3 separate regions of the Homo sapiens genome follow, and regions 2 and 3 are each linked to region 1. A link is a loop called in an ENCODE intact Hi-C map of the cell type or tissue named here. Cell type or tissue: Calu3. All regions are shown on one strand. Links, peaks and the distances in the headings refer to the core of each region. The heading gives the core; the rest is flanking DNA.

What was found. Peaks named below come from ENCODE experiments on the same cell type or tissue, not always from the same donor. Only the 100,000 strongest peaks of a DNase experiment are listed, where the experiment ranks them.
Region 2: a loop joins it to region 1, with 8 times the contacts of the local background. A loop is called at or near these places in 18 of 110 quality-filtered maps.
Region 3: it touches region 1 in a loop (9-fold over the local background); 10 of 110 quality-filtered maps call a loop at or near these places.

Annotation. Positions count from the first base shown.
Region 1 is chr1:104,128,171-104,135,956 of GRCh38, forward strand. It overlaps LOC105378879 (a long non-coding RNA gene), which reads left to right and starts at 4,035. Exons shown (of 3, transcript XR_947656.3): 1 at 4,035-4,183. RefSeq lists an enhancer at 6,702-7,423. In Calu3, for the core only: no CTCF peak of the experiment used is centred there; no DNase peak of the experiment used is centred there.
Region 2 is chr1:103,783,295-103,791,080 of GRCh38, forward strand. No RefSeq gene overlaps it. Among named protein-coding and RNA genes, the nearest start is that of AMY1C, 37 kb to the left of the region's middle. In Calu3, for the core only: no CTCF peak of the experiment used is centred there; no DNase peak of the experiment used is centred there.
Region 3 is chr1:103,944,218-103,952,003 of GRCh38, forward strand. No RefSeq gene overlaps it. Among named protein-coding and RNA genes, the nearest start is that of AMY1C, 200 kb to the left of the region's middle. In Calu3, for the core only: no CTCF peak of the experiment used is centred there; no DNase peak of the experiment used is centred there.

The DNA.
Region 1 (7,786 bases), core at 3,318-5,817:
TATGCTGTAGTCTTATGGAATAATAAAGTAATGACTATGTCATAAAGAAATAATGTAAACATTGACTTAATTTCTTGGCAATACTTTATAACAAGTATTTCTTATGGCTTACAGGAAAATTAGTAGTTTCTGCACTTAATTTATTGTTTAACTCATTATAATTTCAATTTATTTCCTAGCATCCCACTACCTAAATAGCTTTTAATAAAGTTGCTTATTATCTCGAGTCTCTTTTTTTCTCTGATTTTATTTTAGTTTTTACTGTTCAGAAAATCTGTCTGGCATTTTACACTTTACTACACAACTCATCCTTCTCAAGACTCTCTCATTACCTGGCTTTTGGGACACTGCGGCTTCAGGTTTGCCTACTTTTCTGAGCCATTTTCCATCCCTACTTTCATTTCTCCCTCCCTCCTTTCCTTCCTATCTGTCTTTCTTATTTATTTATTTATTTATTCATTCACTCATTCATTCATTCATTCATTCATTCATTCATTTTTGGCTACTCTTGCTTATCCTGATCCTTTTATGCTTTTATTCTAAAGCTTTTGCATTTGCTGTTTTTTTAAAACTTTATTTATTAGTGTTTCTTAATTTTAACTTCACATAGCAATCACCAGGTAAGTTTTTCTAACACAGCAACACCTGGCCCCAACCACAGAAATGTTGTTTATGGGGTGAATCCTGGGTATTTTATTTTTTTAAAAAAAGCTTCCTAGGTAGCTTTAAACTGTAGACAGATTTGAGAACCACTACTATTTACATTTTCGTAGAGTGATCTCATCCACTCATAAAACTTCAACTACCTACTTTACACAGAAGATTTATAAATATGTATCAGCAGCTCTAGCTTGTCTCCTAAGCCCTTGCCTGTTATACATACTTGCCAGTTTGGATTCTTTCTTTTCTTCTTTCAATCATTGAATGTTTTTTAAGTGCTACCATGTGCTAGACACTGTGCTAGACATGAGGATTCAGACATGAGCTACACATAGTTCCAGCTCTCAGGGACTTTGAGAAGCACAGTATATGGAATAAAGACAACAGACAACTAAATGTTACGGTGTCATAGTCTAGAAAGGGGTAAGAAGAGGAGGATATAGGACATGAATATAAACCAGATTAGGGCAGATGTTTATAATTTTCACGAATTTAATCCTGGATATGTATGAAAGGCAAAACATATCTTAAAAATAGAAATAAATTTCCAGGTATAAAAGATATGGCATGGAGAGAGAGAAGATAAATCTCAGGAATAGACACAAGGAAAACTAGGATGGAATTGGGGCAGCACCCATAGAGGCTTCTCCTTCAGAGCTTCTTCCTATTAATGATTTCCTAGTGAAATACTTTTATGCCTTTACTTCATAGAACAAATTTATCTGTTACTGAAAGAATTTTGGTCAAAATTTATATTTATGCCCTCAAATGCAAAACAATATATTGGAAATCTCATTACTTTCCAAAACAATTGGTAAAATGTCTGATTCATGTGTAGATGTTTGAAAACTCACGTTGACTATCAGCAATAGGGACATGCATCTCCATTGCTACTGGTGCTGTTAGAAGATTCACATTCCCATACCCTATTCATTCCTCTCTCTGGATACTTTGTCACCATCCTGAATTTTTTTTTTCTTTTCATTTTTAGCTTTTGTTCTTGCCTACAGTCATGTAATGAGGAACAAAAATTAAAACAAAAAAATAGAAAGAATGCTCACACAAAAGGTAATAAGAGGTTTGATGAAAGTGATTACATTTGAAGCACTACAAGTATATACAAAGAAAATGACTAGCAAGATTACAAGCAAAGATGCATTTTGCAATTTGTGCATATTGGAGCATTGACCAGCTGCCCTGCAGAGTTACTGAGCCTTCTTGTCTTAGAGTCCTTTGATGCACCAAAATAGTGGAAACTGTCAGTTCCTCTGAGTCTGGTAATTAGCTGAAATTTACTCTTCAACACCCATCTATTCAGCACCATAATGTTTCATAACCAGTGACATACTGTGCCTGCTTCAAACCTACTCTCTTCTCCGTCTTTAAGCTTTTAAAGCTTTTATTCCCCTTCTCACTTGAGAATAAAACTTTTTTCATGAAATCACCTTGCTTTTTTTTAATTAAACATTTTTTATTTTCTTTGTTCTAACAAAAATGTATTCATTTGTGGATTTTTTGCCTTGTTATATTGTAAATGCCAACATTTATGGCCTGGGATGCAAACACTACACATTATTGAATAAAAATCAATGGCTTATTAACAAACATATTGATTGTTTAGTAATGAGATGAAGATATGTTTACATATCATGCACTCTGACCCTATCAATTGTAATGAATCTAAGTTTTTTTCAAATGTTGTAGCTCCATTGTTCAGAAATTAGTGGAAGGCTTCAGCTTGATAAGTAACCCTTGGTAAGTTTGTTTACTGGGAAATGAGGTCCTAGTTGATGTTCTTATGCAGTGTCTAATCTTGGGGAATGGATTACTGATGTTACCTGGAAAAGGCAATGCCTTTGCTTCATCACACCCAGAAGACAGATTCCAAGGCAGTGAGTGACCTGTTGAGATAAGATGGAAGCAGGCTCTAGATCATGGTGAATCATAGCTACTAGGATAAATAATTTGTATAAAGACATCTCTGGAAAGTCTTTGAGTGATCTCAGTGATGTGAATTTATTTGAACTTAGAAAGGTCATTCTGCTGTCAGTATTGAAAAAGGATCAAAGGAGCAATACTGAAGGCAATGAGACTAGCTAAAAGGCTGTAGAAGTAATCCAAGCAGAACATTCTGAGCATTTCACAGAAGCAAAGAAAGGGGAGTAGAGAAGCTGATGGATTTTAGAAATATAAGGAAATCAACTCAAGTGTCCAATAGGATAGCAAAGGGCATGGTAAGCATAAAATATTAATGTGCAAATGGATAACTTTTGAAGTGAAAAGGGCCACTATTTTCATTGCACTGCGTAAGCACACATGAAGTGGGCGTCCTGAGGAAAACTGGGAACTATGGCAACCACAGTGATGTGTCATGGAGAATAATAATAAAAAAAAAATTCACAAGGGCATATATCTATCAGGCACTGTGAAAGTCTTTTCCATAGGTCATTTCACATAATCCAGATACCACCCCATACAGTTAAGTTCAATTCTTACTTGGCCTTTCTGATTTTCAAGTCATTCACCTCACTATTGCAATTATTGCCCTTTCATTCTGAAATGTTGATAAAGAATCTCTTAAAATACCATCCTCAAACAAAATTAGTAATAACATCTTAAGACAGGTGTAACTGATCTTCATATGGGGAAGAGGTAGGAATACTGTCACGCTTTGAGAGGAATTTGTTTGATACCCACATGATCCACGTGAGCATTTCTTGGTTTCCCCTTGCCCAATTTAATGAGAAATAGACAAGTGTAGGAATTACACTCTGAAAAAAGCATAGAGATTTTGTGCTCAGATTCTCTACTGCAGGAAAACAACTGAGACTAGAACTGGTGCTAGCTGAGGGTGATGGAAATCTAGAATGGATATTATGAGAGGAAGAGAAGGAATGTTATTTGTGGTCTTAAGAGTAGGCTGCCATCGTGGGGGCTGTTGTTTTTCCAACTTATTTTCTTGGTTTCCCCCAGTGGTTCATGTTCTAGACTAGTTGAAATAAGCCCATTTTACCAGTCTATACTATTGAATGCAGCTATGAAGGCTGGATAGAATGTATAAAGCAACTACCTGAGATTCTGTAAAGTGAATAGTAGCAGGTAGTTTGGGGAAGAAGACCAGAATTTAGAACCTAAGGGGAGTTTACCTTTGTTTTATTTTTATGCTTGTATCCCCTCACCTCAAATCGTTGTAATTTGAAGCACAGAAGGGGCCCCTGAGACATAGAGAGGAAGAGAGCCAAAGAAGCACTCTAGCACTAGCTCAAGGAGCATGAGAAATTCCAATTTTCTACTCTCCTTTTTTCAAATTTCTTCTATCGCAGTTCCAAAGCATGCTGTGTGCAGGCTCCTGCCTTTTCAACAGGAATCTTAAGCCAAAATTCTGAGATGGGGAAACTTCCTCTCTGATCAGTTGAACTGCAATTCCTTAAAGGATAGGGCTGGAGTTTTTCTTCTCTGCTGGTGTTTTTCTTCTCTACTACGTGGCTCCCAATGCAATCATAGAAATGCAGGGCAAAGTGCGGTAAGTAAAGCCACACCTTTCTAATTAGAAGAATAAAAGGGAGGACATTAGAAAACCAGAAAGTGTGGGAGAGATTGTCCAGAGAGGGTTGCTAGAGAAAAGCATAACCTATGAATTAGTTTATGTGGTCTTGGCATCTCTGCTGAGCTGCATATGCATAGATCTGATTCTCACTGGAATGCCAAAGACTGAGAAGTGGACTAACAGGCCATCTGCTGGTCAATGAGTAGAGTTCATGTGGGAGGTAATCAAACAGCCCAGCAAAGACTTTGAATGCTGAAGTGACAATGCAACCACAGTCCTCAGAAGATAGTTGGAACCTGTGGTCTGAAAAAGGCTGCTTATTTTAAGAGAAAAGAAAAATGTTAAGTTAGAAGGTACTCAATTCCTTAAAGCACTGGATTAGAGAAAAACTTGGGATAAACATACAGTCAATTCCTTCAAATGACCAATTGGATTAGATGCCCTCTCTTAGACAAAAAGAGATTTATGCTCACATCCACTGTCAAAAATAAATCAGCTAGCATTGTAGCTCTGGTAGAAACATGTTTAAGTAGAAATGTGAGAAACATAAAAACAGAACAAAACAAAACATCATGTCTGATCTGTTCATTTTTTCCCCAGGTGTTCAGAATACCATTTTATAAAATGTGCCTAATAATTGAAATCTTAGAATATCAATGCTTTAAAAATTATAGGTCAGATTAACCCTACTAAACATTTAATCTTAAGGGGCATGGTTTTTATAGAAAACATTCTTTCAAATTTAAAAAGCTTTTAAATTATAAATATATATTTTTAGGCTAACAGTGGCTCATGCCTGTAATCCCAGCACATTGGGAGTCCAAGGGAGGAGGATTGCCTGAACACAGGAATTTGAAACCAGCCTAGGCATCATAGTGAAACCCTGTCTCTGTAAAATTAAATATATATAGTTTTAAAAAAACATAAGTCATTGCTTTTGAGTGATATTTTGTTTTATTTTTAAGTGCAAGTAAATAACAGTGACAAATTTTCTATTTTTTTCTAGAAAAATTAGATGAAATCTAGATATTAATTGATGAAATGAATAATTCCCCAAGGAGAATAGTTATTTATTCATGAATTATAAAAGACAATTTATTTATAATATGCTAGAATACAGCTTAATTTTGAAGCAATTTCAGGTAGGGACTAATAATTTTCCCTTATGAATTAAATTGTAAGTGTCATTTCAAAGATATTTTTACTTCAGCTTTGGCTTAATGGCATTTCAAATTTCTAATAATTGGATTATATTTAAAGATTCAAAAGGTAAACAATATTTAGGTTTGTTTTTTTCATTTTATAAACCAAAAACACATTTCCCTGATCTCTTTTCTCACATTCACCAAAGGGGAAAAGAAAAGACAATATAGTTAATAATAAGTGAGAAATTAAATACCATTGTTTTATTCCTATGCCTTATTTGGTAGTATGTTTCAAGAGTGTTACAGTTTCTTTAATGGATTTTAACCTATCCAGATTTACTATTTCTTCTTGTGGGTATTGCAATATTATTTTTTGAAAAAAATATCTTTCTTTAATCTATATCTTTAAATATTTAAATTTATACAACTCATATTTTAAATTTATATCTATAGTTACATTTTTTTCATTACTAATATTCTTTCATTAAGCATTCTCTCTGTCTTAAATTTTAGTCTGGTAGGTAGTTTGCCAATTTTGTCTTTTCAAAAACTATGCTTTTCTTCTCCCCTTAATGTATGATTTTACGTTATCATTTTGTTCCTCATCATGTTATAATACATGCTTTTCACTGTTGCTCTTGAATCCCACTTCCTTTGGCTTCATTTTTCCTTTTGTAGAAAGGATGATTTGTGATTCTTAATGTCTTAAAAGTTTTGATTGTACTCACTGAAAATTTTGCAGTACATAAACTTTTTATATTTACAATTCTATCCTCTCAACACTTTTCTCTTAGCATCTACCTTTGTTTATTGGTGATTTGGGGGTATTTTCTTTTCTTCATTCTTCATGTTGAGCAGTATCTCTATGAGGTGATGAGATATTCATTCAAAAAAAAGTTTATTCTACACTCCATGATTCTACAATCTATGATTATTCTACAAACTATGAAATTTTTCAACCTGTGCAATTTTTACAGTAGGTCATCAGGAAGACATGAGCAGGGCAGGAGAGGGCTCCCCCTGCAACCAGGAATGTCAGGCAACCATTAGGTGATGGTCAGGGAGTTGTTAATTGTCTCTCTAAAATAATAATTTTTCACAGCCAGTGCCAGGGAAAGGCAGTCTCCCTATAGATAGGAAAAAAATCAAAACAAAAAAACTGGTGATCAGCAACTTCCTAATAAGATCTCAGGAGTTGGGTGACTAAGCTTATGCGTGAAGGGGTGGCCTGCCCCTCCATACCTGTGGGTGTTTCTCATCAGGTGAAACGAGAGACTTGAGAAAAGAAAGAGACACAGAGACAAAGTATAGAGAAAGAAAAGTGGGCCCAGGGGACCGGTGCTCAGCATACGGAGGACCCATGCTGGCACCAGTCTCTGAGTTCCCTCAGTGTTTATTGATCATTATCTCTACCATCTCAGAGAGGGGGATGTGGCAGGACAATAGGGTAATAGTGGAGAGAGGGTCAACAGGAAAACATGTGAACAAATGTCTCTGCATCATAAACAAGGTAAAGAAAAAAGTGCTGTGCTTTTCATGTGCATATACATAAACATCTCAATGCCTTAAAGAGCAGTATTGCCTCCAGCATGTCTCACCTCCAGCCCTAAGGCGGTTTTTCTCCTATCTCAGTAGATGGAATATACAATCGGGTTTTACACCAAGACACATTCCATTGCCCAGGGACGAGCTGGAGACAGATGCCTTCCTCTTATCTCAACTGCAAAGAGGCCTTCCTCTTTTACTAATCCTCCTCAGCACAGACCCTCTACCGGTGTCGGGCTGGGGGACGGTCAGGTGTTTCCCTTCCCACAAGGCCATATTTCAGACTATCACATGGGGAGAAACCTTGGAAAATACATGGCATTCCTAGACAGAGGTCCCTGAGGCCTTCTGCAGTGTTTTGTGTCCCTGGGTACTTGAGAGTAGGGAGTGGTGATGACTTTTAACAAGCAAGCTGCCTTCAAGCATTTGTTTAACAAAGCACATCCTGCATAGCCCTAAATCCATTTGACCTTGAGTCAAGACAGCATATGTCTCTGCGAGCACGGGGTTGGGGGTAGGGTTACAGATTAACAGCATCTCAAGGCAGAAGAATTTTTCTTAGTACAGAACAAAATGGAGTCTCTTATGTCTACTTCTTTCTACATAGACACAGTAACAGTCTGATCTCTCTTTCTTTTCCCCACACATGCGTGCACATTAAGAGGCAAAATGGCGGAGCATAACTGTTATGTGATCTTCCAGGGGCATTTGGCGGAAGGGAAGAATGCCTCAAGTGAGGATGCATTCAACTCCAGTAAACACACTGTGCATGCTCCCCTCCCAAGCACATTAGGCCACTGTACATGCGGATAGCCCACCCTACAGGAAGAATCAGGGCAGAAGAGATGCAAGACCCCAGAAGCATGCCAACATAGAAATCCCCAAGTCA
Region 2 (7,786 bases), core at 2,757-5,256, 350 kb before region 1:
TACAATTCCAATGTTATCTTGAGTCAATGTTAGGTATAGACATAAAATTGCTATTTTTATTCATTGATGTGACTATTCTCAGCCTAATGATTAACTAGTAGGTGCCTGCTGGCTTTATTAAAACTTGATTAATGGGTTTCAAAAATGCAAATCTGTCATATCATTCACTGCTTGAAAGTTTCCAAAGATGTCTTGTTGTTCTTAGGATAGAGATGTAAATCTATAACATAATCATTCAGGCTCTTAACAGATTACCTCATAATTCTTATTTCTTGCCACTTTGTCAATTTTTGTGTTTCAGTTCCATTAGATTTCTCTTATTTACTTAAAATTATTATACATTTTTTTTCAGTTCATAGCCTTTGTCCTTCATTCTCCCTCTGCAGAGCATGTTTCACACACCCACACTATCCTCCCTTCCCTTGTCTCTTTACTAGTTAGTTGTACAATTAGATGTTTAGTTTTGGCTTTTGTATTAGGCCATTCTAGTATTGCTGTAAAGAAATATCTGAGGCTGGGCAATTTATAAAGACAAGAGTTTTAATTGGCACATGATTCTGCAGGCTGTACAGGAACCTTTGCTTCTGGGGAGGCCTCAGGAAACAACAATCGTTACAGAAGACCAAAGGGGAGCAGGTGTGTCACTTGGTGAAAGCAGGAGCAAGAGGGAGAGGTGACATGCCACACACTTTTGAACAACCAGATCTCACGAGAACTCACTCACTCTCATGAGAACAGCACCAAGAGGATGGTGCTAAACCACTCATGAGAAAACACCCCCATGATTCAATCACTTACCACCAGGCCCCACCTCCAACACTGTGATTACAATTCACATGAGATTTGGGCGGGGACACATATCCAAACTATATAAGCTTCCCAGTAAATTGGTTGCACCATTCACACCTAGATACCTTGTCTTAAGTCTTAGCACTTCCTAATTATTTGTCAAGTTCAAAGAATAAATGGGAAGGTAGGAAGAGCGAGCCGAAGTATAATCTGCAGTGGGCAAAAAAGAGGAAGTAAAACTGTAACAAAACTTTTTCTGCTATTCTCTCAACCATTAACACTAAAGTTAACATATTTTAAATTTGTGAAGTGAAAAAAAAGTAATAATTGTGCCACTCAAAATATACTGCCACAAAATGAGAAAATATACTGTCATAAAATAATTGATGCTGGGTGGTATTTGTTGTTACACTATCAATATAATTAATATAGCAATAGTCAATATTTAGGTTCAAAATTATTGGCTCAATCCTGAAATTAATTTAAAATTTGTTAAGTTTTTACTGAAACTAACCTAGTGAAAGATGCACAGAGTTTTTCCCATATTAAAAATACTGATTCTTGGCCAGACGCGGTGGCTCACGCCTGTAATCCCAGCACTTGAGAGGCCGAGGCAGGCAGATCAGGAGGTCAGGAGTTCAAGACCAGCCTGGCCAATATGGTGAAACCCCGTCTCTACTAAAAATACAAAAATTAGCCAGGCATGGTGTTGGGCACCTGTAATCCCAGCTACTTGGGAGGGTGAGGCAAGAGAATCTCTTGAACCCAGGAGGCAGAGGTTGCAGTGAGCTAAGACTGCACCACTGCACTCCAGCCTGGGTGACAGAGCAAGACTCTGTCTCAAAAAATAAATACATAAATAAATAAAAATAAAAATAAAAATACTGACTCTTGCATAGAGGCTCAATTCATCCTCTTCCTTTGGTTTGTCTGGCCTTCCTTCACTTGTCACTCCTACCTTCCAAAAATATATTTTGTCTGAATAATTTATCCTTACATTTCTACCTGTGAATTATAAATATATAGTTAGTATATATATATGTAATATTTATTTAAATATAAATAAACACAACATCACACACTTTCACACAGAATCCTTTTAAGCTTACTTATTAATCATTTAATAAGTAAGATGTTAATCATTTAACATCTTTACTATGTTACTTAGATAAGTGGCTTTTACTTTCTGGTAGAAGATGTTTATAAATAACAACTTTTAATTATAAAAAGATTTTAGTATGCTACCATGAGTCTAAAATATAATTTCACTAACATATCCTAGAGGTCAAGCCGGTAGTGAATATTTGTCTTTTTAAGCTACCTGATGGTTAAAGTAATGTTAGCATTCAGAAAGAACTAGGAACAGAAGATACATTATCTTTTGATTCTATTTTCATAACAGTATTGCTTAAGGTGACAGAGTAGATGGTCAGCAATGTATAGCCAGAGCATAGAATTAACCAGAATGATTTCAATATGTGTATAACTGAGACATAAGTATGTGAGCCTCCATCTCTACGTTCAGCTCTGTCAATTTTGATATATAATATTCCATGTTGCATAATAACATTATTTGTAGAAAAATAATCAATTTAGTAATTAAAATTTATTTATGCTAGAAACACTATTACATGTTATTTTTAAATTATTAGAATTTTATTTTTCCATTACAAATGTGTTCACAATTACTCATTTTAATTTTATTTAACTTATATTGCACTGAATATATTTATATGACTCAATCACATAAAAACATAAAAGAATATTGTGTATCTCATATATATATGATATATATGATTTTTTCCATTACAAATGTGTCCAGAATTACTAATTTTAATTTTATTTAACTTATATTGCACTGAATACATTTATATGATTCAATCATATAAAAGCATAAAAGAATATTGTGTATATCATATATATATTATATATATATGATATCATATAATATATATTTTAGTATTATTTTATTATAAGGATAAAGTATTCTATTTTCTCACAACCTATGGAATAAGGAATTTTTTCTCCAATCTCTCTCATTTCCACTTAATCTAGCCTAGGGGTAAAGCATACTTCTCTTTAATTTTCTGTTTTAAAATAAAAGTGGATTTAGGGAAGATGTTCATATTTAGCAGTCTTTAAGGGATATCATAATAAATAATATAATATTATTTGACGCTTGTAAGTAGTCATGCCCACAAAAAGATGCAAAACTAAAGCATATTGTTGTATTATTTCTTTCCAGTTTTGTCTGACTTTCTGTTGCTACATTTGGTATGATTTTCACCCTGGCAATATATTTAGAAGTTACATGACACATCTGATTGCGCATGGCTATGTCTTAAAATATTATAGAAACCTAAAAACTGTTAATTTTGAACTGCTAAGTAAATATTTCTCTACTTTCTGAAAACATTAAATAAGCAGTAGTTTTATTTTGACCTTAAATTTCTGAATTTTATACATTATTCTTTTACATTTAAATTTTTATATTGACAGAAATAGGGCTGGATATTGAATAAATATAGTATGTTGCCTGGTATAAGTGAAAATCAATAAAAACAAACAAACAGAAAACAAATCATGAGGAAATCCAAATTAAATTTATTATAACCAGCCCTAATTCTTTACCCTTCAGGTCCATTTTTACTGTCATCTTACCTGTAGACTTTTTTTTTTCTACTTCTAGCTTATAACTGTCTTTTATCATCAAGAGAGAAAGTGGCTCATCAATGTACACATTTCCAAGGGAAAATGTTCTGTTTTCTCACAACCTATGTATTGAGCAATTTCTTCTTCAATCTTTCTCATTTCCACTTAATCTAGCCTAGGGGTAAAACATACTCCTCTTTAATTTTCTGTTTTAAAATACGAGTGGATTTAGGGAAGTTGTTTATATTTAGCTGTCTTTAGGGGAAAAAATGTCCTCCTAGATTATTTTAAATTTGTGACTAAGAATGAATTATAAGACAACTCAACATCTGAAAAATATGCATGTGCTATATATAAATCAATTATTTAGAGCAGGAGTCTTAATTGTCTTCTGGGCTAATAATAGCTGAATTTTCTATAACAATGTAATAAAAGAGCTCCAAGAATTTTAAAATATATTGGAATCAAAAGCATTGATTAAGGGATTTAAAAATAATTAAATGAATATTTATTGTTGCTATGTCTATACAAGGTCACAGAGAAGAAGAAGATGCTTAGTTTTCAAGAAAGAAATAGATTTTTGCTCAATTTTCTTTCTCTTTTACTCTTATTAAATGCTTTATAACAATGGTTTGGTAACCAAATTAGGTATTTCAGCAGAAGATTAAATTACAACACTGTTGACTGGGGAAGCAGGAAAAAAAAGAATTAGTTATAGTTCTTTTTACTTTTTTAGTCTTTTATAGTTCTTGTATGGTTTTCATTGGTATCCCTCCTTTTTCCCCTCTTTAGTGCTACAAAATTAGGGCTCTGTAGTGCAGCTGATAGTTTAGTCATCCCACCTAGGAGAGTTTAAGAGCTGGATATTAGGGCAGGGGATTAGGTAATTTTTCTTGTCATTATCCAGAGTTCTGTTAAAGTAATTTGCACATCAGGAAAATAGATATACTTGTTATTGCTTTTATTGTCTAGTAGGTATTTAATATTAATTATTTGGGTTAAATAATATGCAGTATGTCTTATAGTTTTTAGATCATAATAGATTATATTATATAATAAGTTAATTATTTAATAAATTAAAAATTTCCCTCTAAAGATAGCAGTTACATCCTGGGGAAAAAATCAAAACACTGGAAAATATTAAAATGTTTTAAAAGTGGTCATTAGTATAGGCCCTCAGTACAGAAAGAATCCCACTGTGTCTGTCCTTTTTTATGTTTTTTTTCATAGCAATTTAAGTTTTCCAGGAAAATTTTGCAACTTTTATCTCTGGAAAAATAGAGTAGGAATATAGATTAAAACAAAAACATTAAATGATATAAGGGGAATGTTCTTCCTAACCAGCCTTTGCTAAAATGTCCGTGCCATTCTGACAAGAATAGTGAGAGAATAGAAATGTTTCTTTTCTCCAGGATGCCTTTTTAGTTGGAGGTATCCTGAAAACTAGCAACTCTCTGCTACTTAGCTATTTAATTTATTTCCAAATGTTTGTTTCTTGATCCTTGTCTTGTCGTTATTTATATTTCATTATAATTTTCTCAGGAGCAGTGGGTTAAATCAATGACTATTTCTTTTACAAATTTCTTTAAAGCCTAGGAAGATGTTTTAAATACAGTGGTTACTTAAAAATGTTGATGATTGTTAGTCTAATGTTTAAGAAGCGAAATAAAATTAACATTTTTCCTTCAATATGTGATTTTAAGATGTCCTAAAAATCAAAGTACATGATTTTTTTCATCCTATCTTTGTATGTTATAGGTCAACAGAATTGGTTAAGAATAAGGAAATGTGAAGCAGAATTATTTTGAAATGTCTTTGTCACAAGGTGGCACTGCTGTTTCAAATATCAGACTATGCCTAACATTTCTATTTTTGGGCAGTATTTTAAAATGTTTAAAATATTTTGTGAATCTGTCATGCTACTTTAAGGAGCTTAGATTTCAGAAGAACATTTAAAAAGAAGCATCCACAATTAGTATTGCCTATTGGCTACAATTTTTGCAGGTTTTTCTTCCTTTCCCATCAAAGTCTGTGAAATTCCCTCTCTCAGGCATCCAGTTTTGATTGAATTTAGATATCCTAATCCAATCTAAAGCCCTTAGGGAAAAAACAATCACACAGACCTACTTCTATTTTTGATTTTCATTTCTCTAGTGACTGGTTCAGAAAAAAATTGATTCCATATTACTAAATGCCATTAGTAGGATGTGGCAATCAACATTTTTCCATTAGTTATCAGGTTATTAATTATTACTTTAAGAAAGAGAAATAAATGGGGGATTCTGAACCAGCATTTTGTAAAGAAGGCAGTGCCACAGAACTTATTACCAAAATACATTTCATATCCACAAAGTTGAAATAAAAACAGTAAAATAACATCCCATGCTCATATGGTCTGTGATTATTAACATTTATTTAGGCTTATTTTCATTGTACATATGGTCATGGTTCTTAATTATAATTACAGTGTATCATTTTTTACATGTAGTTTTACTCTGAGAATAAAGTATCTGAGCTACAGAAGCTGGAGGTAAGAGGTGATGCTCATTAGGCGGGTTAGAAAGATTAATAAGAATAAAGTTTGCTGAAGGCAAACAGTCACCTTCACAAGTATAAAGAGAAAAGAAAAATACTAACACAACCTTCCTTACTGAAGTTGCCAAGAGGTACAGAATTTGTGTAAAACACAGCTTTAGAAAGAATAGCACAACGGTTTTTAAACTTAGCAAACCTTATTCTTAAGGCATATTCTTAACCTGCTTGCTGTATAAATAGCTTGTGTGTTTGTCTTTAGGCTTAACTCATGATTTGGTTATGCTAGCACACATGAGTAGGATACCAAAGTTTTGTAGATACACATTCGACAGCTAATCTGTGATGAGCCAGTCCTCTGAATATCTTTTTTATTAATTACTTGGAAATAAGAAGAAGGAAAAGGAAGAAAAGAAAGAGGATTGTAGAATCCTAAAGAAAAAAAATAATAACAAAACAAACACAAACCCTCAAGTCAGAGATTCCTATACTGATGTCATCTAATCAGAGAACCTTTCCTCGGCTGCCCCTCACTCTTCACCCTATGTCCTAACATGGGACATACCTACTTCCATGTTGCCTTTCTCCCTCTCTAGACTATAAACTCATGGGGACAGAGTAATCATTTTGTTCAAAGCTGCATCCTCAGTGTCTCAACCATTCAGAAGATAATAGGTGTCCCAAATATTTGTTCAATAAATGAATGAATTTTTATACATCATGGATTTAGAGATGTGTTTACTTTTTTCCCCATCATAATAAGCAGCTTTTAATAGATAACAAATTTTGGGTGTCATTCAATGCCTGAAATCTGGTTTCACTTAACTGACTAAAACTTTTGGGTGCCTCATGTTGCTTTTCTCTATCCAATCTGCAACATAAAACATATAAGAGTTATGTTACAGTTTGAGTAATAAGAATATTTGAGCTGTAGCCACCAACAGGACTCACCAACTGGCGTTAACTTAATAAACTCAGAATATTTTAAGTCTGACTTTAGCGTTAGACATACAGAAACTCAGTCTTCTTATTGACCTGAAATAGTATTATTTTCAGAATCTGGTTGTGAAGCTAAGATAACCAACTCAAACTGAAACTGGAGCATGCTTGCCCTCTGGGGTTAGCTGGCTTAGTGGCATAGCCAAAGTATTAGCTGAGATGGATGCAGACAGGTATAGATAAGAGTTAGGTGAGAGCTTCAACTCTGGCCTTCAAACATGGTTTCCAAACTTTTTCTCTACCTGCTTCTATGAAGTTTGGGGATATAGGGTAAAATAACTTACCTTGAACCCTAAGCTATAACTTAAATATATTCAATATGTTTACACACTTTATAATTTACTTCATAATATACTCATTAAAAAAATAAAAATTGTCTGATCCTATCAAAATGTGATTCTCTAGGTTGCTGCTCTCTTCTGTGGCTTCATATATTTCAGACACACTGCCTGTAACAGAGTTGCCAGCTTGATAAATGTAGCATAATCCATCATTCATTCATTTATGTATTTAATCACTTATACAAAATTTGAGTACTTAGTATGTGGCCAGTAAGGTGCCATGTACTTGGGAAACAAAGATAAGCAAGACAAGTTTGGGAGTAAAATTAATAAACAAAGATAAGTACAGTGTGGCTAATGGTAGAGGTGAGCGTGAGTTAGGGGGGAATTTTATTAGAAAAACCTTCTTGGGGCAGGGCGCGGTGGCTCGCGCCTGTAATGCCAGCATTTTGGGAGGCCGAGGCGGGTGGATCACAACGTTAGGAGATCGAATCCATCCTGGCTAACACGGTGAAACCCCGTTTCTACTAAAA
Region 3 (7,786 bases), core at 2,757-5,256, 180 kb before region 1:
AAAGCCAAATTCCACAATGGCAATAAGGAGAGGTGAAATCATCCTGATTTACACTGTAGGATCAGCAAAAGTCTCAAAAACTTAGGGAACCAAGCATATAGGACTGGAAATGAATTGGATATGAGGTAAAATATAGAGCACCAGAGTGAAAGCTACTTGAGAAGTCAAATCCTTACATTCTCTGACTTTATAATCCCTAATAAAAACCTGAAGTTTGACTAGAAAGAGAAAGTTCATCACATGGTCTCTGAATTGAAGGAGTTGGGTCATGATACAAACTCTATGTTGTGGCTAAAATTTACAAAACAGGAATGCTGCATGTGAATTTAAAGACCTGTCAGCCTTATTTTTGTTCCTAAATCCCTAAGAACAGTCAATCAGACTCTCTAGGCAAGATTTATAAAGATTTTTATCTGAGGAATCTCACCAGTCTCAAAGAAGCTCACAAAAGATAAGGAGTTCTCTAATAAATGAAGCAACATACAACCTGATTTGTCCGGTATAGTTCTAGTTTATGCATATTGTTTTGACATATGAACAGTGCCTCCTTAATCTCAAAACTTTAGACAATGATTTGCATGGCTACCCCATGCTTTACTGAAACTTAAAGTTGACAAATTGAATTTACATGCTCAAAACTACAAATGAGATTTTAATTCTCTCACTCTTTGTTATGAGCCAAGGATGATAAGACTTCTGAATACAGCTTCAGTTATGAAAGATTCACACACACACACACACACACACACACACACACACTCTCACACTCCAAATTGGCAGAAAGAAAAAAACTAAAAGAATAAGTATTAGCAATATTTTTAAGAGACAAGACAACTTATTTTGTTAATAAAACAAGATACTATTTAAAAATGAAAAAAAAACAACTCTTGGAAACTAAAATAAATAAATAGTAGAAAACTGTAAGACCTATTCAGAATGTCAACTTTTGAATAATAAGAGATTCGGAAAGATAAACACAGAAAATAGAGAGGATGATGTTATAAAAAAGTTATTCAAGGAATATTGAAACCACTGAGTGCCTAGCAAAATAGATGAAATATGAAAGTCGTCCATTATGAAATTTCAAACCAAATATGATTTAGCTTTTGGTCATGGCAGTTTGGCTTGCATTAGACCAACTCTCCTGCTGAACACAATTAGAAAAATTGATAGAAAATCTACATAAAACCTAAAACACGTTGGCAGGAAATTGTAGGGTTCTGAGTGCCCAGAGAAATTGACACCTGGGCTTCGGGTGAGAATGTTCCTTTGCCCCTAGAAACTTCTTTCCTCATTGGGAGAGAGACAGAGCTAGCCCAGAATATAGTCCTATAAAGAACAGGCTTTGGAGCTATAGAATGTACCCAGCAGGAGGCTGGTATACGTTTTATTTGCATTTTTAAGTTGTTCATATATGCTGTGTACACTTTTCAGTATGTGTAATAAAATTAATAAATAATAATATAAAAATATTGAAAAGAGCTCCTTTGTTGGAGTTCTGAAGACTTTGGATAAGAAAGAACATAGTGTTTTGGGGCTCAAGTAACTTACTTTAAGAATGATCTGGTGGAGGAGATTGCCTCACTTTGTTAGTACACTCTGGGGCTCTGGTCTGCTGTGGGGCTAACATTGTGTTTTGAGTAGGAGGAAATGTTGTCAGCAGCTCTGAAAGCTCAAGAGTGGGGGTGGTGACTTTGTATGCACAAGTTACCTTCCCGATGTCATTACCACGGAGAGCTGTAACTGTAGAAGAGGAAAGTCGATAGCCTTGGATTCTAAGGAGATTTGCTTCTATGTGCCAAGAACAAGGGCAGAAGGAGGAAACAGGAAGTGTATTTATACTTTGCTTGGATATAACTGGTAAACCAGATTCATAGAATACAGCAAGTGTTTTAAGCTGTTCATATTGTTGCACACAACATATGCAACATTAATTATATAACTTTGAATCAGAATTGAAGGTCTGTAAAATGCTTCTGAAATCTTATCACATATAACCTAAATAAATCTTTGTGAGATATTATACTTTTTCTGTCTTCTCCATTAAGCTGAATCTTGAGAATGGAATTATGTCATTTATTTCTATATACGTGTCTGCCTCATCTTGTTTCTGAATGGAATGAATCTTATTTCTATTTTTCAAATGGACAAAGTTGATATTTTAAACTTACAAAGTTGAGATTTCAACTAAGATTTGAACTAACTCTTCTTGATAACAAACATGGAAAATACTTGAAATAACTTTAAACTGTTATTTTTTTAATATTAAGCATGTTTTATAAATTAAAATTAGAGGTCATTATAAACAAGCAGCATTTAAGCAGAAATGTCAGATGAATGCTCACATGGGGAAATGCAGAGTCGGAATGGATCATGGTTATAATGGGTCTTACACAGACCAACCCTATCCATGAGGGTTTTCTCTGAGTTGTGGTAAAGTTAATAGAAAAATGTGAATTTTAAAAAAAGATAAATTTATCTAATTCAACATAACATAGTTAATTTAAAATCACATATCTCCTACTTTTTTTGGTGGTTAAAACTTATTTGTTCATAACATCATGGTAAAAAAAATAGTATTATTTTTGTAACACAAGCTGAATTTGGAACCACATATCACCCATTCAATTCTAAAACTATTATTTCTTACTAATAAAGTGATAGAATGATTATAATTTTTCTGTCATCTCTGAGGCAATATAAGCTGACTTTTAAAGTTAAATTATTTACATCATTTGCCATATAAAACTGGAGCACAACTTATTCCTACAGTAAATATTTCTAGAAGGAAAGACATGGTCACATGGCAAACAAAGCTAAATCCAGGATAAAAATGCATCCATCCATAATTCTCTTTCAGAGATGGTACCTTAAGAGGAACATTGTTTGCTTACATGTGCAATTAGGTTTTTAATTAGAGTGTTAAAACTTGAACAGAAACCTCATACGTAGCTAATTAAAAAATAACCAGCTTGCACTCCAATCAGCATACCTGGGTGGTCTTTGACTAGGAAATATATAGATTACTTTATTCAGATTTGGATTATTTTTTGTTCTACCAAAGTAGGAGAGACATAATTCAGTACCCTACTCTGCTTTTCTTTCTCCTTTAAATTTGAATTTGAGTACAAATGACTTTAAATTAGGCTGTTTGTTTCCATAGTGAGTTTAAGGACTTACCCATCAATGTGCAATTTCTTCAACCAACATTACTGTTACAATTTTCTCTGATATAAATAATCCAATTTCTAATAATAATAATAATGATAATTTTAATTTAAACATCTTGCAATGACATTTTTGAGAAAGTATTATAGTCAAAAGTAGATCAAAATCTGCCTTGGGTGCTGGAGGTATAGCAAATTTTCAGGTAAAGGACATTTGACAGGCTTTATATGTTACATAATTTTCTTGTTTTATACATAGATCACATATATGTATATGTATACATAAAGCAATTATTTATGTAACAATTATATATGCATATATGTAAAACAATAGTAACATAGTAGGAATAGAAATTTTCTACCAAGTTTTCTTTTTAGAACAAAAGATTTTCTTACAGAAAGAAATGCTAACATCATACTGTATCTTAGGAAAAAAAAATGTTGTTTGTGGAGCTTTGAGAAAGATAGCATCTGCCAATCCAATAACTCAGCACCTACAATTCTGCTGTATTGTCTGTAGTTAGAATATGAACTGGGAAAATGACAATATATTTTTTCCCCAGGATTGCTCTATGAAGAAGACTCTGCTGGAAATTTGTTGAAGGACAGCAAAGGGAAACAAAAAAAGTAAGAAAATATCTACATCAGGTATTATGAAATAATTTACCTCACTGAATTTTATCTCCATGATAATTGTTCTACTTTTAGCACCCTTCTTTCTCCCTCCCCTTTCTTTAGGTTAATAGAAATAAGCAAATGGAAAACAATTGAGATAATTTTACTCTAAATTATTTCTCAAAATTATTATAATAACAGACTAAGTTTGGTTGTCACCTGCAGCATGACTCTTCCTGCTGTCCCTCTGTTTACTCTCCTGGCTAAGGTGTGTAGCTCATGTTCTCCCACAATCGTCTATTTATATCTATGAGAACACTTACTGCGCTGGTGGAATATTCTATTTATGTGTTGATTCCCTTTCTTGGAATGTAGACTTCTTGAGAATTTTCAAATGTTGAAGTCATTTTTGTGCTTCCAGCACCTAGCACAGTGCCTGATACATAGTAATACTCAACCAACGTTTCTTAAATAAATATCTATCAGCAGGGAACTAATAGATAAGTATACTTAAGTTGAAGTTTTTCGGGCACATATTTGAGTATAAGAACAATTTTTAAAAGTCAGATGTTTAGCTGTCTTAAAAAGCCTAAGTAGTTAACTTTGCATCAATATTGTAGAGCAAATACTTAATCATGGAAAAAAAAAAATCTTAAGTCTTATGCTTTTCACTGCTATCTTGCTATTTTAAAATTTGTCCTGAAGGTGGCAACATTGAATAATTTTCTGCACATTTTTCTAAATAAAGCCTTTATGGCCACTTTTAATTAAAGTTTTATATTTAGAAATAAACACGTTTCCCCCACTTTCTATTGTATTGTAGAAGAAAATATTTTATGGATTTTTTATTTTTTTACCTAGTAACCTTGAATATACATGTTGAAAGAAGCTGTTTGCGACTTTTAAGAATAAAACTTAACCCAAATAAGGTTCAAGGTAGAGCTACTCAAATGTCCAAATGTAAGATAGGGATTAAACACAACATATGTTTTCTGCCAAGCAAATTTATATCAATAGACATGCTTAACTGTAAGTGTAAATCAATGCTAGTTCTTTTTAGGTAAAAACTTATTTTCTTGCTATAGTGATTCAAATTCAACAGAATATTTTTAGTATCCAATGTGATCTGTTAATAAAGGAATACAGATATTTGTCAGGAATTGCTTTAACAAATAACAAGAAACAAGTAACCAGAAACTTAAAAAATTCTGCCATCAACAACTACTTTGTAAAGTTATCAACAATGGAATATATTTGATTATCACACTTAGGAATTCATTATTTTATATTCTATCTTCCATTTTTGGATGTTAGCTCATTAATAAACAATGCTTTAATAACTTATGTTCATCCCAATCTTTAAAGTCTTACTGTGAAACAGAAAGGTAGCAAGTCATGTGTCACAGAGGTTAATTAACTTATATAAGAACTGTCAATGGTAAAGCCAAAAAAGGAACTATGCATTTTGTATCTGTGGATGGTGACAAGTGCTCATGTTTATAAGTCTATCATTGTCATCATAGACTGTTCAGTCTCTTAACGTGGCTTCTGCGAGATAGGCTAATATCTGTTTTCATGCTATTTTATATTAGGATTTTGTTGTATGTGCAATTTATGTTTTGACTTATAGCTTTTTGGGCTCTATGCACTAGTGATGCTTGCAATAAAAGAATTCTAATGCATCACTTCTTAATGCTAATATGCATACTCATTTCTATTCCTTATTGCTAAACACATTTAGAATATTGTCTTAGATTCTCTAATGAGACTCTTTTAAATTGAAAGGGGTTTAGCAGGTAGAGAAGCTACATGATCAGATGAAGACAATATGGAGGAATCATCAAAACCAGATGTGTGTGAGAGAGTGAAATGCTGTAAGGCAAGCAAGAAGAGACTGATGCATGGGGAGCTTAGAGGGAACTGGACAGTGCCTGAGGCAACATGAAACAGATGGAGCTTTCTGCCAGGTGCAGTGAGAATGCACCCCAGACACTGTATGCACAGGTTTTAAAGATTCTGCACATGCATACTCTATTAAAAGGCAGGACATATTCCAACATCATAATTTGCCAAAGTAAAGTTGCCAGATAAAGAAATTAAATAGGTGGCATGTTCTAGGGTGTAAATTTCTTTGCCACTGCATCTTGGAGAGACAATATTTTTCTTTTCCTTGGCTTTAGTCCAGGCTCACTAATGTTAGTTGGCATTCTTGCTTCATTCAAGGACTCCTTCCACTTTGCTCAGGATAAGCAGAATCCACCTGGGCCACATAGATCATATATGGCCCTAATCTTAGATGGGCATGCCCCTCTGATTTTAATGATCAGAACTCTGGACCACGTCTCTACATCTGCAAAGCCACAGACTTTCTAATCATGAACAGAGACCAATTACTCCACCAGTCCTCTTTTTTGATCACATACTAAAGGCTATTAATTCTCCTAGAATTTATCCCATATTGTGTTAATATTAAGATAAAAAGAGTACTTGAAACAATGTGCTTTTCTTAAAATGATGACTGTAGGAAAATTCTGTTTCTAAAAATAAGTAGTATTTGGTAATAAAAGTATATATTTTTATTTTTAGATAAGTAATCACATAATATATACATCATAAATTTTTGTTCCACTACATTTAATAATTCTAAAAAGCTTAATGATTCTCAGTCTATTAACTTGAACTTAAATAGACAATAAAAGAAACCTCGTGACTAAACAGGTATGGGAACATGTGTTCCCTGGTTATGTTTTGTCTTCTAGGTCTTTGGGGGAATATTCAATTATTTAGTCATCAAAAATAAATAAAAGTTCCAGAAATGCTTTATATAAAACTATGCAATATCTTATATGTGGGAAGACTGGCTCATTATTGAAACTCACACACACAAATACACAGACACACACACACCCTGCTGCAGGATGGCAAAACACTTTCCTATGAAACACCCCCTGTATACATACATTATAACTTCTATCACAGTGCATTGCAATTTTTTTATTTGTCTGTTTTTCTTATTTTAATTTGATTCCCATAGATTTGGGAGTTTATTTTACTGTCCTTTATATCCTGAGAGTCCCACATGATGCATGGCACACAATAATAGATACTGAACAAACGCTGTTAACTGATAGGTTGAATGGATAAATCTTCATTGGAGTAGTTTGGTAAACAAATATACTTTAATGGTTCTAGAATCTCTAAAATGGGAGCTTTGAGTATGGTAATCTGGTGGAAAGGGTGAGCTGAGGACTTGTTGTGAAATTTTGTTTTGCCATTTATTTTACTTAGAAAGCATATTGTTTGGAGTGGCTAACTCCAGTGGCATGTTGCTTGGAGTGAAGAAACAGAGCTGAGGTTTCAAATATTTTGAACCAGTACTTCTCAATGTAATGGATAAAAAATTTTATAACACATTTCAGCTTTAAGTACTTTGGAAATTTTGCCTTGGGAAAGTTACAGAATCAAAGAAAAGTAATTATTGAATAATAAACAAAATATGTTAATTTTCTACATTTCTTAAAATAATTTTTGCATTATAAGGTCTCACTTACGTAAATGACAGAAACCCAATTCAATTTAAGCAGAGGAAGAACTTATTGATTCATGCCAGATAGCAGATCTAGTTTTAGAAATAGCTGAATTCAGGGATATAAATTTAAAGGTTTGTTCACCTATCATTTTGTCCAACTTACACTGTATTCACTTAGTTCCCAGACTGGTTCTACATACAAGTAACAAATACCTCAGCTAGCGCTAAGCTAACACACTTATTGCTATTAATGGAGCAAACCTTAATTTCAGAATCCTGGTGGAGGGACTCATTGGCTCAGCATAATCTTGTGCTCTCTCTGAACCAATCACATGGCTTTGGAAGCAGAAAAAAACATTATATAAAATGGTTACTTTTTCATTAACTACAACTCCTTGAAAATCAGATGATCAGACAAACAAAACAATGTGTTTCTTAGTGAATAACCTGATTCTGCTTGGTCCAAACCATCCTG